2 separate regions of the Homo sapiens genome follow, and region 1 is linked to region 2. The links are chromatin loops, found by intact Hi-C in ENCODE. Cell type or tissue: CD14-positive monocyte. All regions are shown on one strand. Links, peaks and the distances in the headings refer to the core of each region. The heading gives the core; the rest is flanking DNA.

Region 1 (5,383 bases), core at 102-5,101, 47 kb after region 2:
AAAATTGTCAATAAGTCAACTGTCCCTATACAAATGGCCAATGGGTATATGAAAATGTAGTCAACATCACTAATCATCAGGGAAATGCAACTCAAAACCACAGTGAGAGATCATCTTACCCCAGTTAGAATGACTGTTATTAAAAAGATGAAAGATAACAAGTGCTGGCGAGGATGCGGTAAAAAGGGAAGTCTCATACACTGTTGGTGGGAAGATATATTAGTGCAGCCACTATGGCAAACAGTGCAGAGAGTTCTCAAACTACCATACGATCCAGCAATTCCACATGTATCCACAGGAAAGGAAATCAGTATATACCTGCACTTTCATGCTTATTGCAGCACTACTCACAATGGCAAAGATAGAGAATCAGCCTAAGTGTCCATCAACAGACAGATGGATAAAGAAAATGCAGTATTTATACATAATGGAATACTTATTCAGCCATAAAAAAGAATGAAATTGGCCAGGCATGGTGGCTCATGCCTGTAATCCCAGCACTTTGGGAGGCCAAGGCAGGCAGATCACAAGGTCATGAGATCGAGACCAATCTGGCCAATATGATGAAACCCTGTCTACACTAAAAATACGAAAATTAGCTGGGCATGGTGGCGGGTGCTTGCAGTCCCAGCTACGTGGGAGGCTGAAGTAGGAGAATCGCTTGAACCCGGGAGGCGGAGGTTGCAGTGAGCCAAGATCGCATCACTGCACTCCACCTGGGTGACACAGTGAGACTCCATCTCAAAAAAAAAAAAAAAAAAGAAAGAAATCCTGTCATATGCAGCAATATGGATGGGATTATGTTATTATGGAATTATAGGTGGAATTTCATCATTATGCTAATGAAATAAGCCAAGACAAATATCACATGTTCTCACTCATATATGGGAGCAAAAAAGTTGATCTCCTGGAGGTAGAGAGTAGAATGATAGATACCAGAGGCTAGGAAGGGTGTGTAGGTTGACGGAGGGGATGAAGAGAGGTTGGTTAATGGGTACAAACATACAGTTAAAAGGAATAACTACAGACCTACAGATAGATGGAATAAATCTTAATGTTCAGTAGCAGAGAAGGGTGACTATAGTTAATGACAATGTATCATATATTTTAAAATAGCTAGAAAAGAGGATTTAAAATGTTCCCAACACATAGGAATGATAAATACTTGAGGTGATGGATACCCCAGATACCCTGACCTGATCATTATACATTCTATGCATGTAAGAAAATGTCACATGTACCCCATACATACCTGCAAATATTACATATCAATTTTAAAACTAGGCCTGGCAAGATGGCTCATGTCTGTAATCACAGCACTTTGGGAGGCTGAGGTGGGAGGATCACTTGAGGCCAGGAGTTCGAGACCAGCCTGGGCACCACACTGAGACCCCCATCTCTACAAAAATAAAAATAAAAATAAAAAAAATAGCCAGGCATGGTGGCACATGCCAGTAGCCCAGCTACTCGGGAGGCTGAAGCAGAAAGATCACTTGAACCAAGGAGGTCGAGGCTACGGTGAGCTATGATTGCACCAGGGCACTCCAGCCTGAGCAACAGAGTGAAACCCTTTTTCAAAAAAACATTTTTTTTTAAATAAGTCAACTGTCCACACAAAATAATCCCTTAGACAACTTTCAGCTTCTTAAAAGTGGTCTATCCTGGGCATCCCCTTTGGCTAATTTAACACAAGCCAGCTTGCCTTAAACAGCGCGGAGGTCATACTCATAACATTTTCTTTATTCTTATGTTTATTGGAGGCAAAGACACAAAATTCTCCTTTGCATAGAGAAAAATAACTAAAACCCCCATCCAAAGGCAGTTGACTGCGGAGAGGTCTCTAATGACCTAGAACTCATGGGAAAATGCAGACTCCATCAGGCCCAGCTGAAGACAACCGGGTAGTTTTTGTTTTTTAACAGCTTTATGGCAGTGTAATTGACATACAGGAGAAACAAAAACAAAAACAAACAAAAAAACCCTGCATATATTTAGTGTATACAATTTGATGAGTTTAAACACCGGACAGACATTTTTAAACTCGTTTTTCAGTTGAATGTGCCGCACACCGAGGTTTGGAAACCACCCGTGAACTTCTATCCCAATCCACCCGGACATAAGGGAGCTGATGGCCCAGGCCCGCGCCTTCCAGCGGGGCAGGCCCAGCGGGGACCAGTTCGGCAGGCGCCTCCCCCAGGGTCTAGGATACCTGCTGGAAAGCTCGCAGCAGGGCCCGCTCCCGGTCCTGGGCAGGCCCAGGCGCGTCAAGACGCCGCGGCTACCTCTGCGGAGCGCGGCCGCTCGGCCACCAGCCCCTTCCCGCCCCCCGAGCTCCGCGGCACTGGAGTCCCCGGGCGGTGCCATGCGTCCCTGGAGCGCACGACACTTTCGGGCCCTGGGGACCCCGGGAGGCCGGGATCTGGCCTGGGGTGGAGGGCGAGGCCAGTCGGCCCCCACCTGCTCACCGGGCAGACTGTACCCGGGCAACGGCTCCCCGCAGCTCCGGCTTTTTGCCTGAAGCCCCCTGCAGGCAAATTCCGCGTCGCGCGGGCCCGCGGGCGCGCTGCAGTCTCCGAGCCCCAGGAAGCAGAGACCCAGGTAGGCAAAGCCACCGCCTGGCCGCGTCAGCTCATGTGGGCCTTGAGTCCAGCATCGCGGCCACCTGAAGGAGGAGTGGCAGTGAGCCCTGGGCAGCACAGACCACCACGTGCCCAGAAACCAGGGATGTTCCTGTCTCCAAACACCCACTCGCGAATCCCTTTAGCTCTTGGTTCAGCCAAGAAAGCTACCAAGCCGCGTGGCTCAGAAGCAGCGCCTCGTGGGTCACTTTCTGCAGGCTCTGCCTGGGAAACCGAGTTCTTGGAGCCTGGAGATGTTTCTCTAGGCTGACACACCCCTCTCAGGGGCGCCGTCTGGGGACGCCACCCTCCCCATGTCTCCTTCCTGTCTGTTCATCCACAGTCTGAGAACTTCTCTAGTTCCTCTAGTGTCCCGCCAGCCCAGCTGAGGCTCTCCAGGGAAGGTAGTGGTGTCTGCAGGGGTGCGAGATCCTCCTCTGCAGCCCTGACTACTCAGCCTAGAGGGGCTTACTGAGGGGTAGAAATCCGAATTTGCATGCAAGGCAGCCGCGGCCGTGTGAGCAACCTCCTCTGAAAGCTTCTGGAAGAATGTCTGACTTGTGTAACATTCCTGAGACTTCCTTTTTTTCTTTCATTCTTTTTTTAGAGATGGGGTCTGGCTGTGCTGCCCAGGCTGGTCTATAACTCCTGAGCTCAAGCAATCCTCGAGCCTCAGCCTCCCCAGTAGCTACGACTACAGACATGAACCATCACGTCCAGCTAATTTTTAAATTTTTTTGTAGAGAAAGAGTGTCACTATGTTTCCCAGGCTGGTCTTGAACTCCTGGCCTGAAGCAGTCCTCCCACCTGGGGCTCTCAAAGTGCTAAGATAACAGGGGTGATAAACCACCCCCGCCTGGCCCTTTAATACTTCTTTAGTATCAGATTTCCAAAGCACCTCTCTTCAAGCCTTAGAAGATTTGCAAGAAGACCAAAGAAGCACAATGACATCATGATGAACAGGAAAACGGGGCTGCACTGACACCGCCTCAAATTCCAGTCAGTTCTAATTTTGAGGCCAAGCTATATAGATCCATAAATGATGCCCACTGCTTTGCCCACCACACACATTATCTTTTTTGTGTGTGTGTGACAGACTCTCGCTCCGTCATCCAGGCTGGAGTGCAGTGACATGATCTTGGCTCACTGCAACCTCTGCCTCCTGGGTTCAAGCAATTCTCCTGCCTCAGCCTCCCAAGCAGCTGAGATTATAGGTGCCCACCACCAGGCCCGGCTAATTTTGTATTTTTAGTCGAGATGGGATTTCACTAAGTATTTTTCTTTTCTCAATTCTGTTATGGTAAAATCAATCAAGTTATGCTAAAAATCAGTCAAGCTGTGCTAAAAAAAAAATCAATCAAGTTATGCTAAAAATCAATCAAGCTGTGCTAAAAAAAATCAATCAAGTTATGCTAAAAATCAGTCAAGCTGTGCTAAAAAAAAAAGTCAATCGAGTTATGCTGTAACTGCTCCCTGGGAAATACTTACGTCAAAAAAAAAAAAAAACTAAACATATACTTTCTGACTGCCAAATACCTGACTCTAATTGTGTAGGTCACCTAAACCAGAACATCTTATACCTTGCATTTCATGAAATTAGAACAACTTATAGAAAGGATGTTTTTGCTACATTTCAGGCAGTAACAATCCAAGTGCTTTTTAAAGGATTTTTGCCAGTTAAAAGCTTAAGCTTTTGTAATCACAGCTAAGCACATGCTCTCTCTCTTCTCTCTCTAATACACACACACACACACACACACACACACACTCACAAAATGAATCTCATTAAGCACTTTTTTCTCTAGCCACCCTTATTATGCAATTAATAGCACCCAAGCTGAAAGCACCTTTGATGTCTTACTTAAAACTAAACATTAGTGCTATGGTGTTAATGTTTCTGTTTCCCCTGCCTCCAAATTCATATATTGAAACATAATCTAGAATGCAATAGTATGAAGAGTTGGGGACTTCGGGAGGTGTATTAGTCGGTTTTTACACTGCTATAATGAACTGCCCGAGACCGGGTAATTTATAAAGGAAGGAGGTTTAATTGATTCACAGTTCAGCATGGCTGGGGAGGCCTCAGGAAACTTACAATCATGGCAGAAAGCAAAGGAGAAGCAAGACACCTTCTTCACAAGGTGGCAGGAAGGAGAATGAATGGAGGAGGAACTACCGAACACTTGTAAAACCATCAGATCTCCTGAGAACTCACTCACTGTCACAAGAACAGCATGGGGGAAACTGCCCCCATGATTCAATTACTTCCACCTAGTCTCTTTCTTAAAAAGTGGAGATTATGGGGATTGCAATTCAAGATGAGATTTTGGATGTGGACACAACCAAAGCATATCAGGAGGTCATTAGGACATAAGGGCTTTGCTTTCCTTTAATCAATGGGATAAGTGTCCTTATAAAAGAGACTGGAGGGAGCTCATTAGTCCTTTCCACCATGTGAAGACACATAGAAGGTGCCATTTCTGAGGAATAGGTACTCACCAGATGCTGAATTTGCTGGTGCCTTTGATATACAAGATATATGAGTTAAGAAGAAACTGTTTAAGCAGAGAGGGTAGGAAATCTTTGGTAAGGTTTTCATTTTAATGAAAAGCAACCCCCAAAGCATTTTCTTTTCTAACAAAGAGCAGCCCGTAAAATCAAGCTTGAGACATAGAAAGGCAAGCTAGAAGCTTGCACAGGTAAATGCAGATCGCTGTGCCAATAGGGAAGGGGCTACCTGGGGGCTAGTTCAAAATGGGGTCTCC
Region 2 (5,383 bases), core at 218-5,217:
CCTCAATTTCTCAGGACATGCTAAAAATTATTATTTGGTATTCTTGCCATTTTCTCATCTTCCATTTCTAATTATCTATTGTGGCTCTTGGGGGGCAAATCTTTTCTTTTGCAATTTATCGATTCTTCATGTATAATTAGACCCCTCAACTTCCTTTCACAAGCAGAGCTTGGACCTGAGCATGTTTAAATCAAGAGACAGGAGATTCTGAGCCACACTGCCAGCATGCTGATGAATGCTATCACCGAGATGGGCAAGGCGTAATTAACAGAACTTTCAAAACATAAAATGCTCTACAGTCTGTCTCTACATGCTACAAGCAGGGTGTTATATTACTTGCCAGTATTCACAGGTTCTGTGAGATTCCACTAAAAACACCTAACAATATAAATTAGGAAAAATACACACACACACACACACACGCGCGTGCACGCTGGCGCACACACACACACACACACACACAGGGAGGATGGAGGGAGGGACGAGGGAGAGAGACATTTAGAATTTTAAGTTCTACATTTATTCTCTTTTCATTCCCCTTCCCCTAAAAATAAGAAGAAACAGTAAACATGTTAAAAAAGAGCAAGGAGAAGAAAGTCAGGAGACTGGATAATCCACAATTGCATCATGGGCTCCTGAGAGATGGAGGCACTGGCTGCGTGTTTCTCCACGTGATGCCCACTCATTCCGTGCCCTTGTGCTAAGGAGGGAGGGTCACCAGCAACTTTTATTTGTTGGTTTGTTTTTAAGTAAAGAGTCCAAGATTCCAGAAACCATCCTGCATTCATACGATAGCGATAAAATCATTTCATGTATTTTGCTGAAAATTTAAAACCTGGGAATATGTTCAGTCCTCATTTTACCATTTATACTCCTTTCTTTCAACACTCTGTTTTATTTTTAAGTCTATTTTTTTTTTTGCCAAAATAATAAAACGTGGAGAATCCAGCCAATGCAGAAAGATGAAAATCAAGCTGGAAGCCCTTTTACAACCCCATTCCATAGAGATAATCTCCATGAAGAGGTTTGGTTCCATCACACTGGAGTCTTTCTATACATTCACAAACATATAGATGTAGAAAGATACAGGTTTATAGAGGCATCGAAAAATTTGACTTATATAAACATATTTGAGGTATATGTGTATGTTTCTGTATTTACATATGTGATTGAACATGGAGGCAAACACAGGGCAAAATCTGAGAAATATACAAATGCGTGAGGCTATATTTCTAAGTATTGTGTTTGTGTGAATGTGAGAGTCACATAGACATACACGCATTTGTCTGTTAACTCTGGCACCATAATTCCTCTCAGGATGGTAATTGCATTTGTTTAAGAAAACTCTTTTTGTATATTTCAAACTAGCTAGAAGAGAATTGTAATGTTCTCAATATAAAGAAAAAAGATTGAGACGATGAGTATCTCAGTTTCCCTGATTTTATCATTACACATTGTATACATGTACCAAAATATCACATGTACCCCAAAAATATGTACAACTATGATACATCGATAAAAAATGAACACTAAAAAAGAAAATCCTTTTGCAGGGCCTTTTGGAATGGGAGATGAGACACTGAGGACATGGGTATTTGCAGGAGATGAAGTAACACACCAGATAATTTTTAAATTATTATTATTGCTGTTATGGCTAATGTTTATTGAGTACCTACTATAGGTCAGGTCCTATTCTAAAATGACCAAACTGATGCCCAGGAGTAAAAGAGGAAAACTTGCTTCTGCCACAAGGAGGATGGGAAGAGAAGAGACAGGAAAACAGAAAAGGGTTGGGGGAAAGGGAGGCCTCCTGGCTAGGGCTACGTGAGGAGTAGAGACAGTGACATGGCCCAGGGTCAGCCCTGTCCTCCCTCTTTGTCCACATTTGTCTTTTCTTCATCTTCCTCCCTAGCACAAAAACAATTATTTTTTTCTTTTTTCAGGCCCAGAAACTTGGTCAATCTTAAGTTTTGTCAATGTCCTCTTTTTTTATAGCTACAGAGGACTTTTTGTTTTTGCTTTTATTACTTATGTATGTATGTATGTATGTATGTATGTATGTATGTATGTATGTATGTATGTATGTATTTTGAGACGGAGTCTCGCTCTGTTGCCCAGGCTGGAGTGCAGTGGCGCAATCTCGGCTCACTGCAACCTCCGCCTCCCGGGTTCAAGCGATTCTCCTGCTTCAGCCTCCCGAGCAGCTGGGACTGCAGGTGCACCACACCCAGCTAATTTTTGTATTTTAGTAGAGATGGGGTTTCACCATGTTGGCCAGGATGGTCTCAATCTCTCGACCTCGTGATCTGCCCGCCTTGGTCTCCCAAAGTGCTAGGATTACAGGCATGAGCCACTGCATCCGGCTGCTTTTATTTTTATTTTGATTGTTGGTTTTCTTTTCACCACAAAAAAGCTTAAATTTTCACACAAGCATATTTATTAGCATTTTCTTTATGGATTCTGGTTTTATGACTACTTGTAAAGACCTTCCATATCCCAAGATTATAAAAATGATTTTTACTCATGTTTTCTATTAGTACTTCTGTGATTGTATTTCTTACATTTAAGTCTTCACTGTAACCAAAAATTGTTCTGAGCTATAATATAATGTAAGTGTGTTAATAAAGTGCAATGTAAGTAATATAAGAATCCATGTTTAATGGCTAACCACTTGGTCCCACATTATTAGTAATTCACCTTTCCTACTGATTTGAAATGCTACTTTTATTTATATACTGTAATCCTATTAGTTCTTGCATTTTTTTCTGAATTCTCTATTCCTTTCCATTGATTACACCATCTATTACAATGCAAATATCCTATGTTATTAATTAAGGTCACTCCATAATGGCAATGGTTAAGTTTTGTTGAATGCTTATTATATACAGGCACTATTTTACATGTTTTACAAGTAGAACATAGGCATGGAGAATTTCAGTAATTTACCTAAGTGCACACACATATTAAGTGGAATAGTAAAGATCTGAACCTAGATTGTCTGGCCCTCGTGACTATCCCTTAGCCATTACATTAAACTGCCTCATCAGGAGAATGGCGTGAACCCGGGAGGCGGAGCTTGCAGTGAGCCAAGATCGCGCCACTGTACTCCAGCCTGGGCGACAGAGAAAGACTCCATCTCAAAAAACAAACAAACAAACAACAACAAAAAAAAAACTGCCTCATAACACAGCCTAATATTATAAGACTGTTCTACTCTCGTGACTCTTCTCTTTCTGAATTTTCCTTAATATTATTTTATACTTATTTTTATAGATGAACTTTGGAATTATTTTTGATAAATTCCACCCCAAATCTAATTTTACATGGGGATCCTAAAGAATGTACACATTGGGCTGGATGTGGTGGCTATAACCCAGTACTTTGGGAGGCTGAGGCGGGTGGATGACTTGGCGTCAGGAGTTTGAGACCAGCCTGGCCAACATTGTGAAACCTCGTCTCTACTAAAAATACAAAAATTAGCCGAGAGTAATGGTGGGCACCCGTAATCCCAGCTACTCAGGAGGCTGAGGCAGGAGAATTGCTTGAACCCAGGAAGCAGAGGTTGCAGTGAGCCGAGATTGTGCCACTGCAATCTGAGGGACAGAATGAGACTCCATCCAAAAAAAGAAGAAGAAGAAGAATGAATGCACATATTGATTCAGGAAGAATTGGTATGTCCAATAAGTCTTCCTATCCCTGAGTAGAGAATACCTCACTATTTGTCTTCTTTTAAATCCCTCTGTAGGGATATTTGCAAACATCTTTGTGGTGAGAAGACTTGATCTGTTCATTTTATTTCCTCACTAATTACTGCTGATATAAGAAAAGATTAACTTTTGTAAATTAATGTCAAATAGTAGTAGTAATAGTGGTATCTTAGCCTTATTTGTGACTTTAATATGACTGCTTCCAGTATTTTGCCATAAGTATAATCCTACACTTCGGTTGGAAAGATGTACTTTTATCATGTTAAAGGAGTATTCACCTATTCGTATTTTACTATGATTTCTTTAAAGTCAGGAATAAACATTGACTTTTATCAAATGCCTCTTCTATACCTGTCAATGTGATTATATATTTTTATCTTTTGACCTATATATACGGTGAGTTACATTAATAAATATCCTAATATTAAACCTTTCTTAAAGTCTCAGAATAAACCCTTTTGGCTTTGTGTACTCTTTTAGTTTATTGTTGGATTCTATTTGCCTTGTCATTTAGGATTTTTGCATAGATATTCACATGTGAGAGAAGTCTATAATTTTCTTTTCGTGCTATTTTTATCAAAATGTATATGCTGGTTTTATAAAAGTCTTTTCATGCTCTGTGCTCTGGTGCAGTTATAAAAGCATCATAATTATCTTAATTTCTTGAACATTTGAAAGAATTCACTCAGGAAAACATCAGAGCTCAGCACTTCTTAAAGGCATAGCTTTCAGAAAACCTGAAGGGATCAAATACATAAATAAAGAAAGCTGATACCATGTTGACACATATCTGTGTTGGCTCAGATCTCCACAGTTTGGGAAGAGATTGACCTAGGTAAGTGAAAAAGGTTATTCATAGAAAGGACACAGAGTAAAGTCATGACATATGGCAGAGATCGGCAATATCATCCAGGACAGCTGGAGGTGCAAGCTTCTCTTCTGGACTCCAAAAATCCTGACCAGCGGATGTACAACTGCAGATGGCCCTAGAAGCCTAACTCCCTCCTCCCAGGCAGTCCTCATGTGGAGTGTGTTAGAGATCACCTCACCTGTGCTGGGGCACCTCATTCATCATAGTTATACAGGCAACAATACAACCTCAAGGACCAACGCACTATCTTCCTCCTCCCCAGGCTCTCCCAGCGTGCTTCAAGTTCACTTCTCACTCTGTGCTGAGAACCAGAATAAAGATTAGTTTTCTAGAAGCCTCTGGGTCTCAAGCCAGCAACCTGTAGAACAGTCTGGGGTGTGTGTACATCTACCTGTCAAAGATAAAGAGAGTCGTTTCCAAGAAAATACACTATATTGGAAAATACACTATATGAACAAAGTAATCATTGCATACTTGCCAGATCATGATCTTCTTGAAGCTGGTTCCAGGTCTCATATAATTGCAAAAGCTCCATAGCGGACCTGATAACCTAAAAATAATTGTCTAATATCCTTTAGACTTTTGTCCACTTTTCCAAATCTCACATAAAATCCTCAACAATGATGCACTTTAGCAGTAATAACAACATTCTCAGATGACATCTATACCCACACTTGCCCTGTGCTCTACGATCTAATAAAGTTTTCTTCTTCCTGAACTTGAAGGAGACTAGAAGTTGATGTGTGGTAGGAAATATACTTCATGGTAAAGGATATAGGATGAATTAAGGAAGGGAGACAAGAAA

What was found. Hi-C counts contacts between places; a loop is a spot of excess contacts. Peaks named below come from ENCODE experiments on the same cell type or tissue, not always from the same donor. Only the 100,000 strongest peaks of a DNase experiment are listed, where the experiment ranks them.
Region 1: it touches region 2 in a loop (1.8-fold over the local background); 1 of 110 quality-filtered maps calls a loop at or near these places.

What each region holds. Positions count from the first base shown.
Region 1 is chr10:26,389,566-26,394,948 of GRCh38, forward strand. No RefSeq gene overlaps it. Among named protein-coding and RNA genes, the nearest start is that of APBB1IP, 46 kb to the right of the region's middle. RefSeq lists an enhancer at 2,858-2,917. In CD14-positive monocyte, for the core only: no CTCF peak of the experiment used is centred there; a DNase peak (open chromatin) is centred at 2,966; H3K4me3 peaks cover 1,435 bases; H3K27ac peaks cover 853 bases.
Region 2 is chr10:26,342,856-26,348,238 of GRCh38, forward strand. No RefSeq gene overlaps it. Among named protein-coding and RNA genes, the nearest start is that of APBB1IP, 93 kb to the right of the region's middle. In CD14-positive monocyte, for the core only: no CTCF peak of the experiment used is centred there; no DNase peak of the experiment used is centred there.